Regions from separate parts of the Homo sapiens genome. Here region 2 is linked to region 1. The links are chromatin contacts, found by Hi-C or POLR2A ChIA-PET in ENCODE. All regions are on one chromosome and are shown on one strand. Each heading gives the region's core, a stretch centred on a gene start or an enhancer-like site at or near the end of the contact. The rest is flanking DNA. Distances are from core to core; before and after follow the strand shown.

The links. A loop is a pair of places that touch in the nucleus more often than their neighbours do. ChIA-PET counts read pairs that join two places held with the same protein, here RNA polymerase II (POLR2A). Pooled maps may share reads with other maps.
Region 2: a loop to region 1 is called in a map of ascending aorta, with 2.1 times the contacts of the local background. The contact joins two enhancer-like sites. A Hi-C loop is called at or near these places in 7 of 168 maps with a recorded cell type or tissue (Calu3, ascending aorta, heart left ventricle and 2 more), 19 of 37 single-sample maps with no recorded cell type and 11 of 50 pooled maps. POLR2A ChIA-PET finds 5 or more read pairs at or near these places in 7 of 52 experiments (A549, AG04450, Caco-2 and 4 more).

The regions. Positions count from the first base shown.
Region 1 is chr12:95,697,894-95,703,779 of GRCh38, reverse strand. All of the region lies in intron 5 of NTN4 (netrin 4), which reads left to right. Among named protein-coding and RNA genes, the nearest start is that of NTN4, 90 kb to the left of the region's middle. RefSeq lists enhancers at 3,289-3,338, 3,389-3,458. Within about 2 kb of position 3,284, at least 6 of the 41 ENCODE cell types and tissues checked have a DNase peak (open chromatin) inside an H3K27ac peak, as active enhancers do; they include ascending aorta, where a contact is called at or near this core.
Region 2 is chr12:95,738,118-95,744,003 of GRCh38, reverse strand. It overlaps NTN4 (netrin 4), which reads left to right. Exons shown (of 10, transcript NM_021229.4): 3 at 5,860-5,886. Among named protein-coding and RNA genes, the nearest start is that of NTN4, 50 kb to the left of the region's middle. RefSeq lists a cis regulatory region at 3,128 and an enhancer at 3,056-3,200. Within about 2 kb of position 3,088, at least 11 of the 41 ENCODE cell types and tissues checked have a DNase peak (open chromatin) inside an H3K27ac peak, as active enhancers do; they include ascending aorta, where a contact is called at or near this core.

The DNA of each region.
Region 1 (5,886 bases), core at 2,035-4,534:
GAATATTTTAGAATAAATTATGTAGAGGTTTACTGAGAAAAAATGGAAATCTGAATAAATATGTTTCTGTGGTACAGCATTTTCCAGAGTTTGATCTGCAGAGTTCTAATTCTATGAAATGTTAATAGAAATTATGTGAGGGGAAATTTTGCTATGGCCTTCAAATTTAGGAAATAAATTAATCAAAGGTTTCTTCACTTCAGTATGTCTCAGAGCCTAATATGCTAATGTTTATTATAAACCTGTTTCGGAGTTTTGACATCTCTCCAATTTAACCAGAGAATGCTTTTCTTTCAAAGCATCTTTTGGGACCCGTGTTCTATAGCACACACTGGAAAATGTTGTTATACTGGCCATATCTATATGAAGACTTTACTTGGGAAGACACACGCTAGAAGATTTTTTTCTATATATTTGTTCCCCATTTCCAAGTGCTAGAGCCTACAAATGCGTACCAAGGAAATAATGAACCTTACATTTCTATCAGTGAAATAATCATAAACATAATATTAACTAGGCTTGGGCAATCTAGTCTATTGGACTGCCAGCAATGAACATATGACAGCCCTTTTCTTCTTCTCTCTCTTCTTTTCCAGTTTTTATCTTCTCAAAAGTTAGAACTGGGCCAGGGGTGGTGGCTCACACCTGTAATCCCAGCACTTTGGGAGGCCAAGGCCGGTGGATCACCTGAGGTCAGGAGTTCGAGACCAGCCTGGCCAACATGGTGAAACTCCGTCTCTACTAAAAATACAAAATTAGCCAGGCATGGTGGCAGGCACATGTAATCCCACCTGCTTAGGAGGCTGAGGCAGGAGAATCGCTCGCACCTGGGAGGCAGAGGTTGCAGTGAGCCAAGATTGCGCCATTGCACTCCAGCCTGGGAGCCTCCAGAGCAAGACTATGTCTCAAAAAAAAAAAAAACCAAAAAAAAAAAAAACCATTGAAAACCTGAAGCAACAGTTGAGATAAATTTACTAGAAGCACATAAGTTGTAGCTCAGTTTAGTTCAGAAAACATTTATTGAGTGCTTCCCCTGTGCCAACATTAAGTCTGTGAAAATCAGAAGATCTTCCCTAAGAGATGTTACATTCTAGATGAGGAGAAATGTATAATAATAGATCATTTCAGTACTCTGTGGTGGTGATGATGATGACAATATCATAGTAATTGCTGACGTATATTGAGTGCATACTATTTTCTGGTCACTATTCAAAGGGCTGTGTATGTTTTCACTTTTTTAACTTTCACTAAAGCACTTCAATGTAGGTAACATTATTACCACCCATTTTACAAGAGGAAAGTGCAATGAAAAAGATACAGCAAGTGCCTTAGGGAGAGTGTGGGGGTGAGTGAGGACAATTTAGGGAAGACTTCCTTGAAAAGATCCCTCCCTACTTCTTAGATGGCTGTTTCTGTTTTTTCCTGTAAAATTGCTGAAATACAGTTTGTCCTGATTTCTTTTTTTTTTTTTCTTTTTTTTTGTTTTTTTTTTGTTCTTTTGAGACGGAGTCTCTCCCTGTTGCCCAGGCTGGAGTGCAATGGCGCAATCTTGGCTCACTACAACCTCTGCCTCTTAGGTTCAAATGATTCTCCTGCCTCAGCCACCCGAGCAGCTGGGATTACAGGTGCTCGTCACCACACCCAGCTAATTTTTGTATTTTTAGTAGAGACGGGGTTTCCCTATGTTGGCCAGGCTGGTCTCGAACTCCTGACCTCAAGTGATTCACCTTCCTCGGCCTCCCAAAGTGCTGAGATTTCATGCGTGAGCCACCGCGCCCAGCCAGTTTGTCCAGCTTTCTAATCTCAGTCATTTTTAATGAGTTGATCTAGAAAATGAAACAAATTGATGATGTTCTTCCTCACAGCATCTATGATACATGTAATAAAATACGTACCTGGGCATGTTGATTCATTCAACAAATATTGATGGCATTAATCTTGGGGTTTTGTTTGCAGTTAGGTAGCTAGTTTCCTGCCAGGTTAAGCCAAGGACTTACTGGTTCCACGAATGTTCTAGGAGATTTTTCCTCCCACTCTCCTGAGAAGCACCATGCTAAATGCTATGGTTTTATGTGTACATTTTTACTTAATGGTTATAAATTCATCAAACCTGAAGAAACGAGGCCCTGAACCAAATCTTCTAGCCAATAGATTTATTTCTTGTGAGCAATTAAATCATCCCTGTTCTCACTTCCTCTTTATTTCAACCTTAATCAGAGTCTACTGTTGGACCCAGCACAATCAACTACACATTACCATGCCAAGAAATCACTTCTGAGGATTCCAGGGATGTTGTTTGTTTTTTTAAGACTGGGGAGATCACTGAAACTGAATTTATTTCTACAGCTTAGGAAAAAAAAATTTTTGAAAGGACAGTGCATTTAAGGTCTGTAAACACAAGGGAAAACATGAATCTCTCCAGCTGAACCTAGGGCTGAGAACAGAAATGGAGGCTCAAAGTGACTCGTTGCTCAGGCACAGAAGGAAAAAGGGGAATGTAATTCTCACTGTGTACTGAGGTACTTTGAGGAATCTCATCTCTCTGTTCAAAAAGTGGATAGTCTCTTTTAGAGTAACTCACTTGAAACCTTTAAAGTCACCTATGTGACTTTGGTAACCTATAACACAGGTAGATTTTTCTATAGCAGGCATATTTTTAAAATGTGACAGCAGGGGTGGTGGCTCACACCTGTAATCTCAGCACTTTGGGAGGCCAAGTGGGCAGATCACCTGAGGTCAGGAGTTCAAGACCAGCCTAGCCAACATGGTGAAACCCTGTCTCTACTAAAAATACAAAAATTAGTTGGGAATGGTGGAGGGCGCCTGTAGTCCCAGCTACTTGGGAGGCTGAGGCAGGAGAATCACTTGAACCGAGGAGGCAGAAGTTGCAATGAGCCAAGATTGCACCACTGCACTCCAACCTGGGCAACAGAGGGAGACTCTGTCTCAAAAAAAAAAAAAAAAAGAAAGAAAGAAAGAAAAAAGAAAGGGAAGAAAAGAAAAAGAAAGAAAGAAAAAAGAGAATAACCTTCCTAGATAATTGTGTACTGGCTTTTGCGGCAGGGTTCGTGGTGGGAGGGAACCCTGACCTGATTCACACCATTTAGCAATTTCTGTGGTTGAAACATTCTCACCACGGCCAGTTTCAAACTCTCAGGTCATTTTTCATCAGGAAGTCAGACTCAGACTCTGAGTCAAAAGTAGAACGGTTTGGACAAGGTCTTGCCTCCACTTTCACAGCCCCACTTCTCTCACCTCAAGTCATTGGTTCCCAAACCTGGCTGTGGGTCAGAATCACCAGGGAGCACTTACTCAAAATGTGCAATCTTAGAGTCCTGCCCAGAATACACTGAATCAGAATCTCCAACAGGGCGTCCGGACAGAAATCTGCATTCCTTTAAAAAGCATCGTTGGTGACTCTGATTCAGCCTTTTGGCCTCTTGGCTCAGCATTTGAAAACCACTGCTTATAGCAGTCTTGTCTCTAGCATAAGCTCTCTTTAAAAAAAAATTAATTAGCTGAGCATGATGGTATGCACTTGTAGTCCCAGCAACTCAGGAGGCTCAGGCAGGAGGACCACTTGTGCCCAGGAGTTTGAGGCTGCAGTGAGCCATGATCACACCACTGCACTACACAACCAGGGTGGCAGACTGAGACCCTAAGTAAAAAAAAAAAAAAAAAAAAAAAAAAAAAAAAAAATCCTCACTTTAGAAGAATACACTGTTTGAAACAGGTGTTTAAAGAAATGCCTGTAGAACAGAATTAACTCCTTTTAGGAAACAACCAGTTAATTCCTTTACAATAAATTTATTGACTTTTATGCCAAGACACATATTTTAAACTATTACATAGTCTTTCTCCATATTAAAAGGAAAATCAGAAAATGGAAAAGAAAGCAGAATTCATTCTCTGTCAAAGTAAACAACCTCTTGAAAGATTGGCATGCCCTTCCTTCCTCCCTGATGGGCCAAAATAAATGTAGTCAATTGCCCTTTAGCACAGAGTGAATAAAAATAAACTTGGTCTCTCTGCCCTAAAACCCAAACCAAGCATTTACCAAGATAGCATCTGGTTTCATGGCTACCTACCCAAATGAACCAGCTATCTTTGTAAAGAAAGGGTTATATCATCCAGATCTTTTTTTTTTTTTCCTTCTTTCTGGCTTAGGTGAAAACTACTCAGCTGTTGGAGATGCAGGTGCTTTGGGTGGATGACTCTCTTGCCTCAGTCTCTATTGCCATTCTTCACATTCTACTCAAATAGCCCCTTCTCATGATGCTCTCAGGAAGAGTCTCTGCATTTCCGTTTGCACTGATCTCTCTTAAACAGTTATTTCATTTTACCTCCTGTATAGTGATGCTTCCATTTCAGTCTATCTTTCAAGTACAATTTTTACACTAATTAAATCCAGAATACCTTACCACAATTACACATGTAAGAAAACATAAGCACCTTTCATTTGTTTATTCTCGTGCCTGTGAACCAGTCCATTCCTTCCCAAAGGTTATTGAGGTCTCTTCAAATAGTAACTTGTGGGCTTTTTCTTTCAAATTGTAGGTTTGGCAAAGTCACGTGAGTTCATTTTATACCATATAAACAACATAGACATCCTTGTTTTATATTGAAAGCAACTGTGAATGATTCCAGCATAGAATCAATATGAAGTAACTGTTTGTGGAAACCACACTTTAAATAGAACAGTAACTTGGCAGTAATAGTTGGGAAACTTTAATCTCAGCTTTTTTTTTTTTTTTTAATCCAAGAAGTAAAACCAGAGTTTAAGAAGTGAGAGAAATAGAGAAAATAGATATGTCATAACATAATAATCATACTAAGGCAATCCTTTAAAAAGATTAAATAACACATATTGAAATTCATCAAAAAAAGAGAAGCTACGATTATTTTTTATTTTATTTTTTTTTTGAGGCAGAGTCTCACTCTATCGCACAGGCTGGAGTGCAGTGTCATGAACATGGCTCATTGCAGCCTCAAACTCCTGGGCTCAAGCAATTCTCCTGCCTCAGCCTTCTGAGTAGCTGGGACTACAGGCATGTGCCATCATGCCCAGCTAATTTTTTAATTTTTTATTTTTAGTATAGACAGGGTCTCACTATGTTCCCCAGGCTGGTCTTGAACTCCTGAGCTCAAGTGATCCTCCCACCTTGGCCTCCTAAAGTGCTGGGATTACAGGCTGGAGCCACTACACCCAGCCAAAACTTTACAAATTGATGGATAATAAAAATCAGTCACATTTGGGAAGAGAAGTGGACAAGGTCATGAAATTCTCTAAAATGTCTTCCAAGAAGAAAGTGGAATGCAGTAATTCACTGAATAAATAAATAGTATACCATTCTACTTTTGATGAGGACATGTAATAATCAAGCAAACAATTAGAAAATATCAAAATCTTCAGAAGGTCTGGACAAAATTAGAAGGTGCATAAAGAAGAGAATGAGCATTTGGTGAATGGCTGTCATGGACCAGACCTCGTGGTAGGTAATTTAGCAATGTTTATGTGCTAAGTTATAGCTTTATGTGCTATATTTTCTATTTTACAAATGAAGACACTGAGACTTAAATTGATTACAGTTGTCCCTGTTCCTCCATCCACAGTATCCTCGAGGGATTGGTTCCAGGATCCCCGAGGATACCAAAATTCATGGATGCTCAAGTCCCTTATATGAAATGGCTTAGTATTTTCATATAACCTATGCACACCCCCCTGTATACTGTAAATCATCTCTAGGTTACTTATAATACCTAATACAATGTAAATGCTGTGTAAATAGTTGTTATACTGTAGTGTTTAGTTGTATTGTTGTATTGCTATTTTTTACTGGGTTTCTCCTCAAATATTTTTGATCCACAGTGGGTTGATTCTATGGA
Region 2 (5,886 bases), core at 1,839-4,338, 40 kb before region 1:
CTTGAACCCAGGAGGTGGAGGTTGCAGTGAGCCAAGATCGCGCTACTGCCCTCCAGCCTGGGGGACAAGAGTGAGACTTCATCTCAAAAAACAAAAAGCAACAATCCTCCATGTTTATGTACCCAACAACAGGGCTTCAAAATACATGAAGCAAAACCTGAAGGGAGAAATAAAATAAGTTGATAATTATAGCTGGATATTTCAATACTTTTTCAAGGATACAAGGTGCATTATCAAGACAGAACATATACTGAGTCATAAAACAAGTATTGATAAATGTAAAAGGATTCATATCATACAAAATATGTTCTTTGACCACAATGAAATTAAGTTAGAAATCAATAACAGGAAGGTATCTGGGAAATCCCCAAATAACTGGAGTAAACACACTTTTTATTCCAGTTATTCAAAGAAGAAATCAAAAGGAAATCAGGAGTATTTTGAAATTGAATGGAAATGAAAACACAGCGTATCAAACTTCGGGGGGATGCAACTGAAGAAGTACCTAGGGAAAAAGAAACATCTCAAATCAATGATCTTCAAGTCCAACAGAGCTTAAAAGTAAAATTCACTGCTTAGTGAATTATTTTTAAAAAGTCAAATCAATGATCTAAGTTTTCCCTTTAAGAAACTAGTAAAAGAAGAGCACATTAAACACAAAGTAAGCAGAAGAAAGTAAATAATAAAGATAAAAGCAGAAACCAATGAAAAAGAAAAACAGAAAAACAATAGAGAAAATCATTAAAACAAAAAGCTGCTTCTTTAAGAATGTGAGGATGTGTCTAGTATCTTAAGAACTGTTAAAGAACAAATGCAGTTATGTTCCTGAAGTTGCTATTTTTAGTAAATAAGAAAACTAGATCAGAAACTATGGAAAAGATTTGTATTTCTTGGAGTGTTTGCTATACCTGCCTGATCCATTTTCTTAAGAATATGAAAGATCTTGTGTGCTACTGAAGAGAAGAAATCCATAAAGCATTTTGAAATGTATTACATATTTTTACATAGTGTTTATACATAGATGTGTGTGTTCACATCGTTCTCATCAAGAGTGCGGAACTTGTGGTAAGAGCATCTTGCTATCTGTGTTCTTCTAAACTCTAGACCCTGTTTGGCTTCTCCTCTTAGAATGATACTTGGAGAAATAGTTGATTCATTTATTCATTCAGCAGTCATTATGAAATGCTACAATGTGCCAGAGACTGTGGGACATGCTGGGGAGCACAGCTGTGAACCAGACAAACAGGATCCCTGCCCTCTGAGCACTGAGTCTGATGTGAGATACAGACAAGTAAATAGGCAACAACAATAGAACAGTGTAAGTGTGCCATCATGGAAGGAACGAGTTCCAAGGGAGTCCACAGGACGGCCTTGAATATTATTCCTCAAGCTAGCAGCTAAAAAGAATTTTTAAAAATATGATCACATTTATTATTACAAATTTTTATAATTCAACATAGGCAATACAATGTTAGGCATGGAGCAATATGTTAAGATATGAGTTTGATTCTCAAAGAATTCCTTGACTATTATGTACCTAATATTTATTCCTTATTCTGTTCACACTGTATTGATGCTCTGTTTAAATTTTCATCTCAAAGCATAAATAAGACATATAGCATGCTTTTTTTTTTTTTTAACGCCACCATGCCTGGCTAATTTTTGTATTTTTAGTAGAGATGGGGTTTCACCATGTTAACCAGGCTGGTCTCAAACTCCTGACATTGTGATCCACCCACCTCAGCCTCCCAAAGTGCTGGGATGACAGGCATGAGCCACCGCACCTAGCCTAATTTTCCATCTTCTTATTGAGAATTTTTTATGAGTATTCTAGAATAGAAAGATCATATAGGTCATTTTCACCTGTTCAGGACTTTGTATGGATTTCTCTGTTACACTGGGGCACAAAGAAATGGCAGAGCCTGAGCCAAGAATCCCCATCCTCAGGCAAAGTTCAAGGGATTCGAGGCTTAGAGAAATAAGGCAAGACCAGGAAAATGTGAAGATTCCAAAGGTTAGGTAGGAAGGGGTCCATGATTCATTCAGAGGGTCAGATATTTTTTAAATTATGCATTTCCTTTACCCATTGATTTCAGCTTTGGAAATGTATCTTCAGGAAATTATTACAGTAGTCCTCCCTTATGTGCAGTTTCACTTACCGTGGTTTCAGTAACCATCAACCATGGTCCAAAAATAGGCGAGTACAGTAAATATTTTGAGAGAGAGAGAGAGACCACATTTACATAAATTTTATTACAGTGTATTGTTATAATTGTTTTATTTTTCGTTGTTCTATTTTATTATTTGTTGTTAATCTCTTACTGTGCTATTATAAAGTTTAATTTATAAATTATATATAATTTTTATATATATATATTAAACACTTTAAAAGAAAGCTTGAGTGGCTATATTACTATCAAAGTAGATTTTAGATCAAAGAATATTGCCAAGGATAAAAAGGGACATACATAGATAAAACAGTCACTTCATCAAGAGGATATAACAATCCTCCAGGTTGGCATGGAGGAGATATATATATATATATATATATATATATATATATATATATATATATAATTTATACATAATTTACATTATAGGTTTTTCCTATACATACATACCTATGATAAAGTTTAATTTATAAATGAATTATATATAATTGTATTTAATATATAATAAATATATAATTATATATCATATATAATTCATTTATAAATTAAACTTTATCATAGGTATGTATGTATAGGAGAAACATAGTCTCTATGGGTTCAGTACTGTCTGCAGTTTCAGGCATCCCTTGGGGGTCTTGGAAGTCATTCCCGGAGGATAAGGGCGGACTACTGTCTGTACATCCACATTTTAGCTACAAGGTTGTTCCCTGCAGTGGGTTACACTGAAAAGCTGGAAGCAACCTAGTTGCCTAACAATAGCAGCCTGGCTAAATAAATTATGTCATAGCCACACACTGTAATTCTAAGCAGGTTTTAAAATTATGTAACGGTGTTTCTCAAATTTTGTTATGTGTCAGAATCACCTGGAAGGCTTGTTGAAACACAGATTGCTGGGCCCCACCTGCAGAGTTTCTGATTCAGTTGATCTTGGATAGGGTCCAAGAATTTGCATCTCTGACAAGTTCCCTAGGGGTGCTGTTGGTCTGGGGAACCATTCTTTGAGAACCTCTGATGTAGAGATACACTTAGTGACTTGGAAGAATACTCACAAGGTATATAAAGATGTTTATGTTGTATTTTATATGTATGCATACATACAGAAGTTTAAGTAGAAAGATATTATCAAGTTGGCATCCCTGGTTATCTTTGGAGGTAGATCACTTTGTAGGTACTTATTATCTTTAATATTTTGCATGACCGATTTTTCTGTAATGAGCATAATATTAACCACCAAAACATAATAAAAGTTCTTAATTAAAAAATGAGATCATGAAGTCCTGGCCAATAGCACTAACGAGCCAGAAATACTGAAGTATGCTTGAACCTGGTCAAAAAGCGCAATCCCTGACTTTCTAAATATTAATATATCTTGTTGGGAGTGTGTATTAAGAGGCAGTTGTAGACAGAGGATCAGTGATGGGCCTATAGATACATTCCCTTCCTTATGGGAACAAAACACAGAAGAGGCTGATACTATCCTGAGGGCTTCTACGTGTTTTCTTACTTCATTTCACTCATGCCATACAGGCTTCTTCTGGGGAAGTTTGAAGAAAAACTGGGTGGGACCCAAAGGGCGACCTGCCAGAAGTTGGAAGCATCTGTACTGGCGGACTCTTTGTTTCCTGACGCAGGGTAGATCCATTCCCAGGGTATCAGATTAAGGCGTCTCCTTTCTGGAAAAAAGATTTCATGGTTTAAATTCCCGTTCACTTTTGTGTCTGTGGCACTCTGCTGTCTCCTTTCCAGCACACAGCCTCAGGGGTCATGATGTCCCTTCCCTACTGATATCCGCGTGCCAACTGTGGTGTCATGCACACCAAGCACAGAGCCGCCATTCAGCTCCCACTGTCTGGGCTCAGGAAGCAGAAGAGCTTCAAAGTTCCTACAGACCTTGACAGAGCTTCCTCTGGCTTTGCCTGTGCGGAACAATTCTGAGGGTGAGGGGGAGATGGAATGGGGTGAGAGAGGGAACTAGGGTAAATGTCAAGGGTAAATACGTGGCAGAGACAGAGAGAGACCAAACAGTTGCCACCGAGGCTCAGGAAAAGGAAGGGTGGGCAGATAACGAGGAGAAGGACACCACAGACTTTTCAGTGGAGCTCTTACTTGGTTAGCACTGGTGTGTCCTTTTCCATGTCCTTGCATTACTGTGGTTGATAAAATAGGAGGTAGCACTTTACTGATATCATTTAGAGCAAGGGTTCTTCCTGTCTAACAGAAATGTCAGTGTTTGGAGGTCACGTTGAGAATCAGTTCCATATAAAGCCCATAATGGATTCAATTTTTAAAAAATGCTTCGAAACAGAAAATCATGTTCTAGCTGTTGTTAAAAGAAAAAGATGTTACTTCTGTACTGACTTTTGAATATATGACATATTGTTTGTTGGAAAATTTTATTTTCTGATAAGCTTCCTTCCACCACTTTGCATGTGGATAAATGGGACAGAATGTGGTTTGAGTTTAAGATACAATGTTGTTTAAGCTTTAAAAGTTCAAAAATAGCTAGAAATACAAATACCGGTTAATCCGTTATTTCTTATTATTGTCATAATACTGGTGTTTAACGTGAAATTCAGTATGCGAATGAATTTAGACCCGACATAAGGAAGTTATTTGGAATTCTCACCTATTACACAAATGCCAAGAACAATGTTAAATTAATTAATTTGTTTACCAAAAATTTATTGAATACTTACTATGTGCCAGCCACTGTCCTGGGATACATACGTGACCGCCTACATGAAGTTTTTGGTCTGGACTGGGAAGATAGTAAATCACTAAACCACTACAAATATAATGTCAGATGGTGATAAGTACTAAGAACAGAAACCAGGCAGAGCCATTATAAGGACCTTGCATCTTGTTCTGAGGAGAATGGGAGGTCTTCAGGTGGGGGTGGTTTAAGCAAGGGAGTGACACGATCCAATCTCTGTTTATAGAGAACCACTCTGGCTACTGGCTAGACCATGAGCTGCAGAGGCCAAATGTCTGCTGAATTATTACCCTCTCCCCCACAGTTATATTTCACTGAGGACAGGTCTGTACCAGTAGACCTTGGACATGTGACACAGTCGATTCTTTCCTTTTCATACTTTTGGTATGAAATTGATCTCTAAGGTGATACTTTTATATCCAAAAAGAGAGAGTTATATTTTTAGGCAAGGTAAATCAGATATCACCTCTCTGCCTACAGTGTCCCAGTGGCTTCCGCTACAGTCAGCATAACTCTACTGTGACTTCCACAGGGCTCCATTCATGTCTATCTCACACCTGCTCTCTGTCCGCCTCTCCAGCCACTCTCTCTTTGTTCACTGGTCTCCAGTCACACTGACTTCGTTGTTCTTCCTTGAGCAAGCCAAGCTTGACTCTGCCTCAAAGCCTTTAAGCTTGCTCTTCCCTCGCCCAGAATGCTCTTCCTGGCAAGATCTTTGTATGGCTGCCTTTATCTCAAGGGTCAGGTCTCTGCTGGTCACTCAATGTATACTTCTGTGTACAAACAGGCAGCACATCTGCTCCTTAGAATAACAGGGCGGCTCTGTCCCAGGTGTGCTCAAGGTCTAAAAACTTCTTGTTATCTTATCGTTCACAGATGACATAAGGCATAAATCAAACAGGGACTACATTAGGCAAACAATTCAGGGTTTGCGCACAGTCCTATAAACGCATGGTATTTTCTTTCTCCTTACAGGTTATTTTCAAAGCTTTGTCACCACCA